Regions from separate parts of the Homo sapiens genome. Here regions 1, 2, 3 and 5 are each linked to region 4. Evidence: chromatin contacts called from ENCODE Hi-C or POLR2A ChIA-PET data. All regions are on one chromosome and are shown on one strand. Each heading gives the region's core, a stretch centred on a gene start or an enhancer-like site at or near the end of the contact. The rest is flanking DNA. Distances are from core to core; before and after follow the strand shown. Region 1 holds the start of PRORP (protein only RNase P catalytic subunit). Region 2 holds the start of PSMA6 (proteasome 20S subunit alpha 6). Region 3 holds the start of SRP54-AS1 (SRP54 antisense RNA 1). Region 4 holds the start of STRN3 (striatin 3). Region 5 holds the start of FAM177A1 (family with sequence similarity 177 member A1).

Region 1 (2,795 bases), core at 268-2,767, 4.1 Mb before region 4:
TATCATGACCTAGCAATTCCTGATATAAATTCCAAGCTGTGTTTACATCTTGATGAAGGAGAGCTCCCTGGATACAGTCATTATAGTTCTTTTTTGAAGGAGTTATAACTTTTTTGATGTCCTCTAACAGCAACAATGCTTCTCTCCATCTGTCTGAATGGATCAATCCCCGGATGAGAAGACTGTAACCTCTAGGTTCTAAAGTCTTATATCTGGCTTTCATAATTTCAAAGACATCAATAACTTCAGATGTCTGCATATGAAAGACACAGAGATACAAATACTTGACCAGTAAATCGTAACTTACAATACCATTATTTTTGGCTGCTACCCATGCCAGCAGAGATTTAGCCACATCTATAGAGCTATGACAGCCAGCCATCTGTGAAATGATCCAACTTTCGAAACTGGTCTTTCCGGTGTTTTCTTTTAAATCTTCCTTAAGTTTATCCCACTCCTCTGAATTCAAAGGTTGTGTTGGGAGTTGAATAGTGTTCCTCACAGGTGCCAAGGCATGATCTTCAGTTTGAGAATTCATCTGTGATCTCTCCTTAGCTGCTCCAGCTAAAAAAAAATGAGGAACAGAATAAACTTGCTTATTACTGCCCTCATCTTTCCTGAGATATCTGGCCTTGGCAATCAGATTCGTTGCTTTGGTATTCTGTGGAGACATTGTTTTAAGAGAAAACAACCTCTGCTGGTTCCTGATGCCACAGCGGTCTGCCAGAAACAGCGAGACATAAGAGTGCCCTGGGCCTAGCCCAAGGTATGGGCTCTTCCAAAGCTTCGGAAAGCTTCGAATACCAAACAAATAGAAAGTCATTATGCAGTGAGATCAGCACCAGATAGTGAGAGAGATGTTGAAAAAACCCCTCTTCTATGGCAAAATTAAAGAGATTGGGGGTCGGCGGTGCAGAGTCGAAGTGGAACTTTTTAAAAGGTTTGTGTTTCTTCCTTACAGACAAATCAAGGTTCTGCTTTTGGGGCTACTTAAAAGCAAGAAGGCAGGTGAGTTTTCTCTATTAAACAACAATCCGGGGATGTCCAACGTCGCAAGCCGCAAACCAGGGGACAGAGCAGGAATCCTCTGGTGCCTCTTACATTCCAGTTCATGAACCTGAGGAAAAAGCACAAGACGGAACGCCCAGTTTTACTCACGTGGATCACAGCTGTCCTGAAAAGGAACAGATTCCCACGGGAAGCTTGCTGGAAAGGGGGTGTAAAGCCAAAACCGTATCCAGGGACCCCCAACTCCAGCCTACCACCAACAGCGGCGAAAGCCGAAGTCTAGGGGCCCTCACCCTGCATAGCTCTCTACAGACCGCAAAACTCCTCCGGTGGGGGGACGAGGAGGGAGGAGGTGGCGAGTCAGCTGCGCCAACGACTCAGGAAAGGAAGAGAGGTACAGGAAGGGCGCTGCCTAGACTGCGTACCGAACGCTGACAAATGAAGTTCACTTCATTCAACAACTCAAAGCGGCACTCAGACTTAACGCGGCCATAAACGCGGCGGAAACTACAGTGCCCACGATGCACCGCGCCAGCCCCGACCGACGGACGAGACTGACCCGGACTTAGGCGTTCCGCCTGGCCCGGCGGCGAGGAAAAAAGGCAGTTTTGAAGCATTTAGTGGCAAAAGGGGTAGGAGACGGCTGCTGAAGTGTCTACTACATTCAGGGGACCTGGAAGGCTTCCAGATATCCGCAATGAACAATGAAAAGAAATTGTGAAAGAAGGCGCTTCCCTCAAGCCGGAACTAATGAACTCCTGGGTCACGTGGTGCGCACGCGCCAAAGGCACACGATAAAGGAAAACGCGGGCTTATCGTGGCCTTTAAAATCCGGCTTGGTGAGCTTGGGTCGCCTCTGAAGGAGAACCATTTTCCATCTCTTTCATAGTTTTTTCCCCCAGTCAGCGTGGTAGCGGTATTCTCCGCGGCAGTGACAGTAATTGTTTTTGCCTCTTTAGCCAAGACTTCCGCCCTCGATCAAGATGGTGGTTGGACGGCCTTCCTAACCTTTACGGGGCCTGGCGGTGCTGACGCCTGAGCTGGTAGGGGTGGAGCAGGTAGGAAACAGCAAATGCAGAAGCTGCTGCGCGGAAGTCGGCCATGGACTGGAAAGAAGTTCTTCGTCGGCGCCTAGCGACGCCCAACACCTGTCCAAACAGTGAGTTTTGGGAGGGGCAGCCCGTTGGGATGGCCCGGCCCTAAACTCCTAGAGGTAGGGGGGAGGTGGGGAGGAGGAGCAAGGGGGAGCCGCCTTTTCCGCTTCTGTGAAACCTCCCGACAAAGGAGGCGGAGTGGAATGTGGTTTAAGGATCCCGATAGGTTTGACCCAAACTTTCCTGGGGCAGAATCTAGAGGAACGAAAAACTTAGCTTTAGTCACTGACTTCCATGGTCTTAATCTAAACTTGTGAAGAATAACTTGGAACCCCGGCTCCAACAACGCCTGAACCCCACCAGGACCTATAATTGTCCTCCTGCCTTTTTACTGTCACGCTTTTTGCTTCCCTCGTAATCCATTTTATATTTCATAATCCATTTTTCCTTTTATTTTTCTCCTTCACATTGCTTATTAACTAACCTCGTTAAATCTACCTTTCCTATTCCACACCCGCACTAAGGGCTGTTGAAAGTGGCTGGAGAAAAACAGAACCTTGGTGAGTTGTCTCACTTTTTTTTTTGAGACGGAGTCTCTTGCTCTGTCGCCCAGGCTGGCTGGAGTGCAGTGGCAGCATCTCCGCTCACTGCAACCTCTGCCTCCCGGGTTCAAGCGGTTCTTCTGCCTCAGCC
Region 2 (2,737 bases), core at 173-2,672, 4.3 Mb before region 4:
TCTAATATACGAAAATTATTTAAAACTCAGGAATTTAATACAATAAATGAAAATTCTTTGAGGATACAGTTATCTCTTTGTTCTATCTTTAATCATGTTTTTCAATTGGGGATAAATTAAAAGGGCTACTGAATTATCCAACAAGATGTTTCTTGCTACATTATATACACTATGCAGTAATACACTGAGCAGTTTCATTCCAAGTTATCTTTAACTCTATTTCTAAAATTTACAGGTGAAGAGAACCTCATTTACAGACCAACTCTCTCCTTATGATTCCAAGCACAGATGATTATATTACTGTGCAAGACACGGAGCCACTAAACTCATTCAAAAATAAAACCATCACGGACCAGATGTAAATCAAGCCCTCCTGACACTAAATTCTCTATGGTAAGAGATCAAGGGTCTGGCTTATAATCATAACCTAAACCTTGACACCGTTTCAGCGCAATACATTACTATTCCGAGTAACTGATAGTTTCTTTCCACTACAGGTGTTCTTCAGTAAACTAGTACACAGTACCTCATCTACAACTCAGAATCGGCATTTAAATTACAGGAGCATTCAAACAGATGTGGGTAAAAAGGGGATGCCAATCTCAAGAGCAGCTCTAGAATTGAGTCACTCATTCTATCAGATTCCCAAAGATGTCTTGAACTCTGTAGATATTTGTAAATTGGCACTTTTAATTTTTTTTATCCGTTTGTTTAACGTATCTGTCACTCTAAGCTGTGAGCTTCAGTATAGAAGAGGGTGTAACATTCACATTTGTATCTCCTAGGACTAGCAGTGTCTGGTATATAGCAGGCTTCGAGTGCCTGTGTGGAATTAACCACAGAAGTCCATGCTGCAAACAAAGGAAAACGGAGAGGAGGCATTTTAGTTGAGACGTTAAGGAATCAATTACCCTTTAGAAACAGACCTTGTGCCTGGCCAGGACAGAATACAATAACTGAAGGGGCCTCACGAAGCCGGAGTCAGGCATTACAGCCCTATCTTCCTTAACTCTCCATTGGGTCTACGCAGTGTGGCCGCTCGCCCTGCAGAGACAGGCCTTCAGGCCCCCGATCCCTGCGTCCAGACGGGGGTGCAAACACCACAGAGCTCAATCCAGCTTCAGCCGTTCTCCCTTCCCAGCTCCAGCCCAGCTTCGGCCCCAGACTAAACCCGGGCCGCGTCTGCTCGCTCCAGGCACGTACCATGACAGGGCAATTCAGGTGGCCCACAGGCGAACCTGGTTCACTCACCTACTTGGTAGAGCCGACCCTCGGGTGAAAAAATGGTAATGTGGCGGTCAAAACCGGCGCTGGAACCACGGGACATGTTGGTAGAAGCACTACTTTAAACACAATCCCTGGGCCCCGTAGCTCCCGCACCAGGCACACAAGCACCTCCCGGAAGTTGCAGCGACTGCTTCCGGGGTACCAGCCGCGTTTCTTCCGCTCTTGCATGCCGAACTCACGGCTCTGGAGCCAGTTCGAGCACTGAGCTCTGAGGCCCCGCCCCCTAAGGGGGTGGTGGAGTGAGGGCGGGAGGCCTTTGAAGGTATGCGCCTGCGCCAAGCAGGCCTCTTGAGTGGATAGACGTGAAACTTGGGTCGTGGCGCTTTCAGGCTTTCATCTGGAGAATGAATTGACTATAGCAAGGACGAAAAGGCTTCCTGGGGGCCCAGAATAGCGATTTGCCTATCAGTGTGACCTAAATAGAACGTGTAATTAACAAGTCTCTTACATGCATCCTGTGTCTGGTCAGACTGCTGGCTTGCCTTCTTCCTAACCTCTTTTATCCTCCACTTTCATTCCTATTACGGGGGAAACAGGTTGCAGCTGCAGCTGCAGCCGTTAAATTTAGGCACTGAAGGAAGCGGGTTCAAGCAGCCGCTGGAAAGAACATTATTTTCTGACAGCCAGGCAAGATCTTCTTTTGGCCAGCAGCCCCGACAATTTTTAGTCTTTTTTTTTTTTTTTTTTTTTTTTGAGACAGAGTTTCGCCCTTGTTGCCCAGGCTGGAGTGCAATGGCGCGATCTCGGCTGACTGCAACCTCCCCCTCCTGAGTTCAAGCGATTCTCCTGCCTCATCCTCCCGAGTAGCTGGGATTATAGGCGTGTGCCACCAGGACCGGCTAATTTTGTATTTTTAGTAGAGGCGGGGTTTCGCCATGTTGGTCAGGCAGCTCTCGAACTCCTGAGCCCAAGTGATCCACCTTCCTCGGCCTCCCAGAGTGCTGGGATTACAGGCTTGAGCCACAGTGCCCAGGCAATTTTTAGTCTTGAAAGCGGAGGCCGGGCGCGGTGGCTCACGCCTGTAATCCCAGCACTTTGGGAGACCAAGGCGGGCGGATCACGAGGTCAGGAGATTGAGACCATCCTGGCTAACACGGTGAAACCCCGTCTCTACTAAAAAATACAAAAAAAATTAGCCAGGCGTGGTGGCGGGCGCCTGTAGTCCCATATACTTGGGAGGCTGAGGCAGGAGAACGGCGTGAACCGGAGAGGCGGAGCTTGCAGTGAGCCGAGATCATGCCACTGCACTCCAGCCTGGGCGACAGAGCGAGACTCCGTCTCAAAAAAAAAAAAAAAGAAAGAAAGCCTAACTCCAGCCTGGCCAACATAGGAAGGCCCCGTCTCTACAAAAAATAAAATTAGCTGTGCGTGGTGGCGCGCGCCAGTAGTCCCAGCTACTCGGGGGGCTAAGGTGGGAGGATGGCTTGAGCCCAGGAGATCCAGGTTGCAG
Region 3 (2,700 bases), core at 141-2,640, 4.0 Mb before region 4:
CTGGCTCAGGGTCACAAAGCACCTAAGGAGCACTTTAGCTCTCCCACAGCTTTCTACAGCTCTTTATATGCAACTAGTGTTTCTCATTACCCATCTTGATATAATGTGTATTTATGTGCGTTAGCTTCTCAATGGCAGAGTTAGTGTTATTCATTTCTGTATCCTTGTAGCCAAGAACAAGTATATATTTTGTTAAATTAAGCATGTGAAAGAATCAGGTGAGGATAGCATGAAGAAAGGCAGCAGGGGAAAGTTTCAAGAAATGGATGGTCAGCAGCGTCAAATGGTACAGAGAGAGCTATCAGTCTATCTTAAATCATCATTGGCATTCAACTGATATTCCATATTCGTTTATTGAACGTCTACTACACGCAGGACATTGTGTTAAGCACTACAAACACATAGGAAAAATAAAAGTCTCGTACAAGTAAAAGGATTTTCGGGGAAGTAGCTTCATCTAAATTCTTGCTCAGGAAAGCAAAACGAAGACTCAGGCCTGCAACTGCCTACATCTTATTTGGCTCAGGTAAATCGGAAGACAACTCAAAAGGGGCACAGCGCATCTTTAATAAAACTTCTCATGGAAGACGAGATAAAGAGCCACAGAAACTCAGTCTCGGTAACGATGGCCGGTGGCCACGGAGGCCGACTTCCCCCGGAGTCTCTCGCCTCCTGAGCAGCGCTGGGGCTGCCCCTCGCTCCCCCTCCGTAGTCTGGGGCGGGAAAAAGCAGACACTTACCGCAAAAGACACCGCTAAAGCCGTGGCCCTGAGGGGCCGGGAATTCCTTAGCGAGGCCCCACGCCGTCGGAAGAAACCCAAGAAAGCTGGGAGCAGACAGACAGGTATGACCCCACAACCCAACTTCCCGAACTAGATAAAGTAGGGTCCCAACGCCCAGCACCACGTCGTCAACTCCCACCAGCTGGAAGACCAACGGAGTGCCAGCGAACCTTCCGCCCAATGAGGAAACGTCACCACTCCGCGTAGTCCAGCCTTTCTATAGGAGAATCTACTTCCGCTTCCGGGGCACACCGCCGCGTTCCTTCTACGCGGCTCCTGAAACAGTTTAGATGTTTACTTGCTTACACTGGTTTTTGGTTTCAGTTTCCTACCGCTGAATAACTGCAGGAGTAAAGTTAGTGGTAAAATAGGAGGCTGTCTAGGGACGTGATTTCGGGGAAGAAGTCAGGCCTCGACGAGCCACCTTAAGAAAAGTGACTAGGCGGAGCACTCCCAGCTAAGAGCGGAAAGATGAGAGATAGAGGTGTGACTGAAGGCAGGGATCCCCAGGCGCACGTGAGACCTCCGTAGAGGGGCGGGGCTTAGGGCTTTGCAGACCGGAGGCTTGTTCCGCGGAGGGTGGGGCGGTCTCTGCTTGCGCATGCGCAATGCCAGCCAGTGCCTGCGCGGCTTGCTCCAGCAAGGTAAAATTTCCCACTGCGAGGCAGGCAGTGATGCTGCGGCCGCTTCGCACTGTGGCTCCTGCCGACCGCCAGGCGCTGTTACAGTGGATGCGAACTAACCGTAAGTGTAAGTGACCAGAGCTAGAGGCAGGTGGTGGGGGCAAGGATATGCTGCAGGCGCTGACTTTGAGGACTTAAGCGGGGTGAAGCCAACAGCCTTCCTTGGGATCGTTGTGCTGGTCTCTGCTGTCTTGGGGGGTAGATTGACCAGGGCTTTGAGTGCTCTAACGGAAAAGAGAGTTAGTTGCTCGCCACACGTAGACACCAATTAACAAGAGCGAGCCCTAGTATACAAGAAGAGGGATTTTATTTCTGAAGCCAGCCCGCTTCGTCTTTGGAGCAAAAAAGCGGGCATTTTATAAGGTACAAGAGGAAATGAGCAAGAGGTCTCTGCTAGCTGGTGCCTTATCTACCGGGTAGTTGAGTTGGTGCATTTCTGAGCAGAAATAAGTTGTAAAAGTGGCCAAGTGGGCATGCTTTCTGCTTACCCTTCTGAGGCGACCGCCTGGCGGTGGGAGTTGCGTCTTGGATCTCGTAGATGAATTTGCTCTGTAGAGAATGGTCTGGTGAGGGGAGTTGAGAGGTTATTTTGCAGTTCAAAAAGGGCTAAGTGGAAAGTGTAGTGGGGAGGGGAAAAGAGGGGAAAAAATAAACTATCTCTTGGAAAATGGGGGTAATCGGATACAGTACCACTTGGAATTAATTGGGTGTGGGAAACCTGGTTCTGAGTGGTTTGTGAGTTTTCAGCAGACTTCGGACAAGCCTTTAGAGCTCCTTGTGCCTAACCCTTTTTCTGAAAGAAAATAGAGGGTTAGCCCTCCTCCCCATTACTCCCACAAACTTGTTAGAATTGGTACGTTGCCACCTGAAAAAGCATTTTGCAGGAGAGGTTTTAGGCTGTAGCGTTAGTAGGAAGTGTTAAACGAAAAACCTTAGCCAAGTTAAATTTAACATTTTGAGCAAAGAATGATTCACGAATCGGGCAGGCTCAGAGAGATTGCAGCGCAGCCAAGTGTTGAAGATTTATAGACAGAAAAAGGCTGCAGTGAGCTTTGATCCCGCTGCTTCACTCCAGCCTGAGCGACGCAAGACCCTGTCTCTTTAAACACACACGTTAAAACTGAGGAAATGTGGTAGCTAGATCTAGTTACTGAAAAATGGGATAGATGTATTCTGGCAAAGTAAAGCCTGATGAAAGCTCAAGAAAATAGGATATTCTTATGTTTGTTAACTAT
Region 4 (2,728 bases), core at 174-2,673:
TTAATTTTTAGAAACACACTAGTGCATTAGGATATTTTCTAGGAAACTAAGCACATAAAAGTACCCACTATTGTACTTAAAATATTAGCCTTGTCTCTTATGTATATGTTACATTCCTCAAACTTTTTAAATTTTTTGCCGACACGGAGTCTCGCTTTGTCGCCCAGGCTGGAGTGCAGTGGTGCGATCTCGGCTCTCTGCAACCTCAGCCTCCTGGGCTCAAGCAATTCTCGTGCCTCAGCCTCCCCAGGAGCTGGGACTACAGGTGTGCGCCACCATGCCCGGCTAATTTTTGTATTTTTAGTAGAAATGGGGTTTCACAATGTTGGCCAAGCTGGTCTCGAACTCCTGGCCTCAAGTGATCGCCCACCTCGGCTTCCCAAAGTGCTGGGATTACAGGCTTGAGCAGCCGCGCCCGGCCATATTCACTTAAACATTTAATGACCCAGGAGAACATTCATCTAGGATTTTAAGTTGTACTCACAGTGCTTTTATTTTCTGTTTCGATCAAAATAGTCTATTGATGACAATATTTGTGAGCCCATTCATTTCTACCGTATCAAATTGTTAGTCTAGCCAGTCTCCTTCAAACTTCTCTCCCTCTACCCATCATCGTCAAGATCTAAAGGAATTCACTACCTCTTCTTCTCCCAAGAAAAAAAAAATCGCTCCTCCCCCTCTCCCAACCCCCCCACAACCCATTCCAGAAAAGGAAAGAAGAGGGGACGCAAAGTGGAATAAGTTACGACGGGCGACCGAGCGCATAGAAATGGGACCAAAGCCCAGGCTCAAGACAGAGACGAGGAATCAGTAACCACAGCCGGAGGATCTTGGCTATTTGCCAGCAGAGAACTGACTGGTTCTAAGAAACCAGAGGCAGAGCGAGTGACAGGAAGGGAAAGAGGGCCCACCCTTGGGACTGCCTGAAACACTCAAAGAATGAAAAAGAAACGTCAGGAATCCGAGACGGGATGCGGTCGGCCAGAGCGACCAGCCAGGTTAACAACCAGCTCAGAAAGCCGGGACACGGGTGAGAGACCCCTGGGAAGGAAACAGCGCCCGGGGACGGCCTGCTAAAAGGAAACTGATAACCAGGAAGCCTAAGGCCGCCTCGCTTCCAAAAGTCAGAGTCGGAGCCCAGGTGTCCGGTAGCTGCGGCCAGACACCGGATCGGGTCTGAGGGCGGGCCTAGGGGCGGAGCCCGAGCTCTTTCCCCGCCCTCTAACGGCGACCCGGGCTGCGTTCTCAGTGCGCCGGCGTAGGGTGAGGCCGGACTCTATTTGGCGATTAAGCGTGAGGCTGCGTTCGCTACCCAGCATGCTGTGCGCTAGTGACGGCCCTCCGCCTATCCCCTTCCCAACTCTCCCCCCACCCCTCCCGCCGAGGCCCCCCCTTCCCCTAAAGTGAGTGAGTGAGACGGGCAGATGGAGGAGGGATTGTAATGGCGGCAGCCGGCAGCTCCCTGCTCTGACCCACGGCAGGCACACAGCAACGACCCCTTCCCCGCCCCTCTCCCGGCCGGCCTCCGCCCCGCAGCCAGCGCGGGGCCACCCTCTCCGGCCCTTCCCCCAGCTGTCGGCGTCTCGCCCTGCGCCCCGGCCGGGGCCCCACACACAATGGACGAGCTTGCCGGAGGCGGTGGTGGCGGCCCGGGGATGGCGGCCCCTCCCCGGCAGCAGCAGGGACCTGGGGGGAACCTGGGCCTTTCGCCCGGGGGGAACGGAGCGGCGGGCGGCGGGGGTCCTCCGGCCTCCGAGGGAGCGGGTCCCGCGGCAGGCCCCGAGCTGTCCCGGCCGCAGCAGTACACTATCCCGGGGATACTGCACTACATCCAGCACGAGTGGGCTCGGTTCGAGATGGAGCGGGCGCACTGGGAGGTGGAACGGGCCGAACTGCAGGTACCTCGTTGGGGTCGGTGTGCGGGAGCTGCGGCGGCTGGGTTCCCGGCCGGGGGGTGGGGCTGGGGACTCCACTCAGCCGGAGCCGGCGCCTTGGGAGGCCGAGCGGAACCTACCTGTGCTGCTCAGGTTGTGATGGTCCTCTCAACGGCTTTTCCTGGAGTCCCCCTCCCTCTTTCCCGCATAAGCTTGCTCCCCAACCTTCACTGGCTACGCGGTGCGGGCCTCCTCGGGGCAGCCATTTTGGCTTTTAGTATGGCGTCTGCGGGGGCTCCTCCGGAGGCGGCCTTCCCGGGCCTCCGGGGCTTGGGACCGAGCACCTCTCTGTGGGAGAGTCCGGTTTGGGGCCTCTCAACACTGAGTTTGCTCTTGTTTGTTCCTCTTGAGATGAAGAGCCCGAAGAGAGGGACTAGGATAGGCATCTTACCCCCCTTTTCCGGACCACCCCCCTTTCCGATTTGGCGTATCTGGCCCCCTCCCTCAGACTTGGTACGCGCTTGCCCCTTGACAGCCACGCTTCTTTCCTGGGCTGCTAGGGTGCACAGTGACTTGGGACTGACCTGTGAAGTTTTATTTCCCATCGTCAACTTTAAGTACTTTCTCACCTGAGATGCTGCCTTACTCACTTGGATTCTCTGTAGTTATTCCTTACTTAGTGACTCATCAACGCTTTCAGCACTGAATTTTTCTTTTTACAGTACTCTCCACTAGATCTCCTTTCCCCCATCCGTTTCTTTATCTATAAAAAAACCAAACCAGACGATCGATGCTGTATTTATGAAACGACTGAAGAGATTTAATATTCCCTTGAAGTGAAACGTAGTTATATC
Region 5 (2,700 bases), core at 1-2,500, 4.0 Mb before region 4:
CCGCCTTGGCCTCCCAAAGTGTCTTTTTGTCTAATACTGAAAAGTTGCAAGAAACGTTAACTCTCTAAACCAGCGCTGTCCAATACAGTAACCACTAGCCACATGTGGCTAATGCGCACTTGAAATGTGGTCAGCCAGAACTGCGATATGCTATGCGTGTAAAATGCACCCAGGATTTAAAAGACTTAGAAAAGACTCCAAAAGAGAATGCAAATACTTCATTAATAACTTTCATAGTAATTTTAGGTTGAAATTGTTTTGATAAATTAGGTTAAATAAGATATGCTATTAAAATTAATATCGGTTTCACTTTTTTAAAACGTGCCTACTGGAAAATTTTAAATTACAATTTTCAATGCAGCTTGCATTCTATTTATGTTGGACAGCGCAGCTCGGAGCCTTAGTTGCCTCGGCGGTGAAATGGGGCTAACACCCACCTCGAGCGGTTACTGTAAGGATCCAGTGAATTAAAGCTGGTAAACGTTTGGCATATGCCAAGCAAAGGGCAGATGCCCAGGCAGGCGCTCGCACCAGAAGAGACTGAGAAGTGGTTGAAGCCGCCCTCACCTGGCTTCCAGCTACTGCAAGGACAGCCTTTGGGGGACACGCCTTTCTTCTTCCTCTGGTAGACCAGAAGCTGGACTATCACCCCAGGAACCCGAGGCCGCCCCAGAGTCTGCTGTGCTGCCAGCCAAGGGGTTGGTGAGTGAGGCGGGGGGCGCTCCTTCCCACAAGCTGGTCTCAGTGAGCAGAAACAGGGGTGCAGTGAGGAGGAACTCCAAAGCTGGGGCGGCCTGCTCGGAGGACGGCCGCGCAGGCTAAAAGAGCGGCCCGCGGAGAAGGCAAGGAGGCGGCTCGGCTCCCCGGACGTCAGCCTCGGCGGCCCCACCTACCTGCCCTGCAGATTCCCCGAATGCCGCGGCGGCCGCAGCTCCCGAGGCTGCGACGGCTTCTCCTCGTTCCACACCGCCCACTGGCTCCTGGTCCATCGTCGTCGCCACCACAGGGCTGCTGGCGCTGGTGAGAAAGAGGGTAATGGCCGGTAAGCCCACTTCCATCCTTGGTCTCCCCGCCCAGTCGCTGGCCGAGCCAGGCTGTCGGGAAGTGGGACTCACCCGCCCAGCGCCCGCCTCGCGCCGCGCCTAGCCAAGTCTCTGAGAAGGGGACTCGCCGGCCTGAGGGGCGGGGCCAGCCCGCGCCTCGCCTAGCCCGCCGGGCTCCGCACCCCGAGAGCTGGCCAACTGCAGTCTGGGAGGCGCAACTACCGGCTCGCGCGGGGCGGGGCGGGGCGGGGCGGGTCCTTGCGGGGCGTCGCTTCCGGCCAAGCAAGCATCCAGAGCTCGTGGATCCCCGCCTGGCACCGCCTGTGACGTCATTTCTGGTACGTGTACCTGAAGCCTGGCGTCTCGACCTCGGCGCAGCCCGTCACCAGCGGCGTCTGGGGCAGTCACCCCGCAGGACCTCGGTTTTTGCACTTGTAAAATGAAGACAGCTGTGTCGTTGTACTTCAAAGGCTAGTGATGGGATGTGGTTGCTGAAAAATGTAAAATGTACGGCTCGTGCTGCACTTTCCATTCCAAACGTGGGTGACAGTCCAGCCAAAATACCCTCGAAAGAAGAACCCCAGGCGTGATATTTGCTTACTCTTGTCTGAAATACTTAAGTATAACTGTAGAAAGTGTTAAGTGAAAAGACCTGAAGGAGAGCAAAGGGCAGTAGTAAGCTTCCATCTTGACAAATGTAAGGAATGTTTTATCTGTGTCTTAAAGTCGTGTGCGTATGTTAGAGGGGGCGTCCCAGATTTTTTCCGTCTTTCGCAATGTTCAACGAAAGTAAAAAATCATGCAATTACTGCATGACTTCAACATCAAACAAGTCTGAGGTTCTGCAGGTAAATGGTATATTGTTGTTTTAGCATGAAAGTTTTCACAAATATGTAGGGGGCAAAACCAAAACATACATTATTTTGGCTATGGGAGGCTTCATTTGATACTTTAAATTCCATTTTCATACTAGTCTCAATTCAGAAATGCTCCCTAAAGTTGTATGACCTTGTAAATGTTTTTCATCATAGCAACAGCAGGCCCAAATATTAAATATTCCTTTCTCTTCTGTGCCAAAGTTCTTCTCCTTACCCTCTGCCTAATGTTATTGTACACTTCCTATTCTATGTATAACTGGAACCTAAAAACAAAACCAAAAACTTTAAAAAACAAATAATCATTTGAAAACCATCTACGCCTTAAAAACTAGTTGGAAATCCATATTGCTCTCTATCCTGGTAATAAAATCAAGTTAGGTTGCTGCTGAAGTAAACAAGTTAGTACCTGATCTGACTCTGTATGGTGGCATCAGCAGGGAGTTGAGACAGTCCAAAACAGCAAAACCAAACTCGGCCATAAATTGAAAACAAAAATAAAGAACCAATTGTTAAGACTTCATGAATTGGCATTCATAAACAACACAGTTCTGCATTATATGTATTCAAAATCTCTTCCTTCTTACTGGCAAGCAGGGCAATCAACAATCTTTATTACTAAAACTTTGTGGGATATTTATAAATGCATGATTTTATTTTCCAAAGTGGCAATTAAATATCAAATTACAATTTTCTTTTTCTTTTTTTTCTTTTTTTTTTTTTTTGAGATGGGGTCTCACCCACGCTGGAGTGCAATGGCGCAATCTTGGCGCACTGCAACA

Evidence for each region. Hi-C counts contacts between places; a loop is a spot of excess contacts on that map. ChIA-PET counts read pairs that join two places held with the same protein, here RNA polymerase II (POLR2A). Pooled maps may share reads with other maps.
Region 1: a map of naive thymus-derived CD4-positive, alpha-beta T cell shows a loop between it and region 4 (30-fold over the local background). The contact joins the promoter of PRORP here to the promoter of STRN3 in region 4. A Hi-C loop is called at or near these places in 1 of 168 maps with a recorded cell type or tissue (naive thymus-derived CD4-positive, alpha-beta T cell) and 11 of 50 pooled maps.
Region 2: a loop to region 4 is called in a map of CD8-positive, alpha-beta T cell, with 8 times the contacts of the local background. The contact joins the promoter of PSMA6 here to the promoter of STRN3 in region 4. A Hi-C loop is called at or near these places in 2 of 168 maps with a recorded cell type or tissue (CD8-positive, alpha-beta T cell and naive thymus-derived CD4-positive, alpha-beta T cell) and 7 of 50 pooled maps.
Region 3: a loop to region 4 is called in a map of B cell, with 6 times the contacts of the local background. The contact joins the promoter of SRP54-AS1 here to the promoter of STRN3 in region 4. A Hi-C loop is called at or near these places in 3 of 168 maps with a recorded cell type or tissue (B cell, CD8-positive, alpha-beta T cell and naive thymus-derived CD4-positive, alpha-beta T cell), 1 of 37 single-sample maps with no recorded cell type and 10 of 50 pooled maps.
Region 5: a loop to region 4 is called in a map of ascending aorta, with 5 times the contacts of the local background. The contact joins the promoter of FAM177A1 here to the promoter of STRN3 in region 4. A Hi-C loop is called at or near these places in 1 of 168 maps with a recorded cell type or tissue (ascending aorta) and 10 of 50 pooled maps. POLR2A ChIA-PET finds 5 or more read pairs at or near these places in 1 of 52 experiments (MCF 10A).

Annotation. Positions count from the first base shown.
Region 1 is chr14:35,121,274-35,124,068 of GRCh38, reverse strand. PRORP (protein only RNase P catalytic subunit) reads right to left here and starts at 1,517. Exons shown (of 8, transcript NM_014672.4): 1 at 1,434-1,517; 2 at 1-1,117. The coding sequence starts at 823. PPP2R3C (protein phosphatase 2 regulatory subunit B''gamma) reads left to right here and starts at 2,079. Exons shown (of 13, transcript NM_017917.4): 1 at 2,079-2,167. The coding sequence starts at 2,110. PRORP-PSMA6 (PRORP-PSMA6 readthrough) reads right to left here and starts at 2,230. Exons shown (of 15, transcript NR_182666.1): 1 at 2,017-2,230; 2 at 1-1,117. RefSeq lists enhancers at 1,024-1,533, 617-1,536, 1,544-1,623, 2,164-2,293, 1,537-2,456 and 1 more.
Region 2 is chr14:35,291,067-35,293,803 of GRCh38, reverse strand. It overlaps PSMA6 (proteasome 20S subunit alpha 6), which reads right to left and starts at 1,422. Exons shown (of 7, transcript NM_002791.3): 1 at 1,252-1,422. The coding sequence starts at 1,327. All of the region lies in intron 9 of PRORP-PSMA6 (PRORP-PSMA6 readthrough), which reads right to left. RefSeq lists enhancers at 959-1,018, 1,099-1,218, 1,339-1,418, 1,135-1,721.
Region 3 is chr14:34,981,256-34,983,955 of GRCh38, reverse strand. SRP54-AS1 (SRP54 antisense RNA 1) reads left to right here and starts at 1,390. Exons shown (of 5, transcript NR_151701.1): 1 at 1,390-1,532. SRP54 (signal recognition particle 54) reads right to left here and starts at 964. Exons shown (of 16, transcript NM_003136.4): 1 at 741-964. RefSeq lists enhancers at 494-753, 784-1,283, 1,464-1,553, 944-1,645, 1,764-1,813 and a silencer at 2,699-2,700.
Region 4 is chr14:31,025,074-31,027,801 of GRCh38, reverse strand. STRN3 (striatin 3) reads left to right here and starts at 1,423. Exons shown (of 18, transcript NM_001083893.2): 1 at 1,423-1,898. The coding sequence starts at 1,617. It overlaps AP4S1 (adaptor related protein complex 4 subunit sigma 1), which reads right to left and starts at 2,153. Exons shown (of 6, transcript NM_001128126.3): 1 at 2,015-2,153. RefSeq lists enhancers at 925-1,084, 2,195-2,304, 2,375-2,474 and silencers at 1,215-1,534, 1,625-1,884, 2,024-2,205.
Region 5 is chr14:35,044,822-35,047,521 of GRCh38, reverse strand. FAM177A1 (family with sequence similarity 177 member A1) reads right to left here and starts at 1,250. Exons shown (of 5, transcript NM_173607.5): 1 at 894-1,250. The coding sequence starts at 1,058. RefSeq lists enhancers at 381-440, 541-810, 1,531-1,730 and a silencer at 1,061-1,410.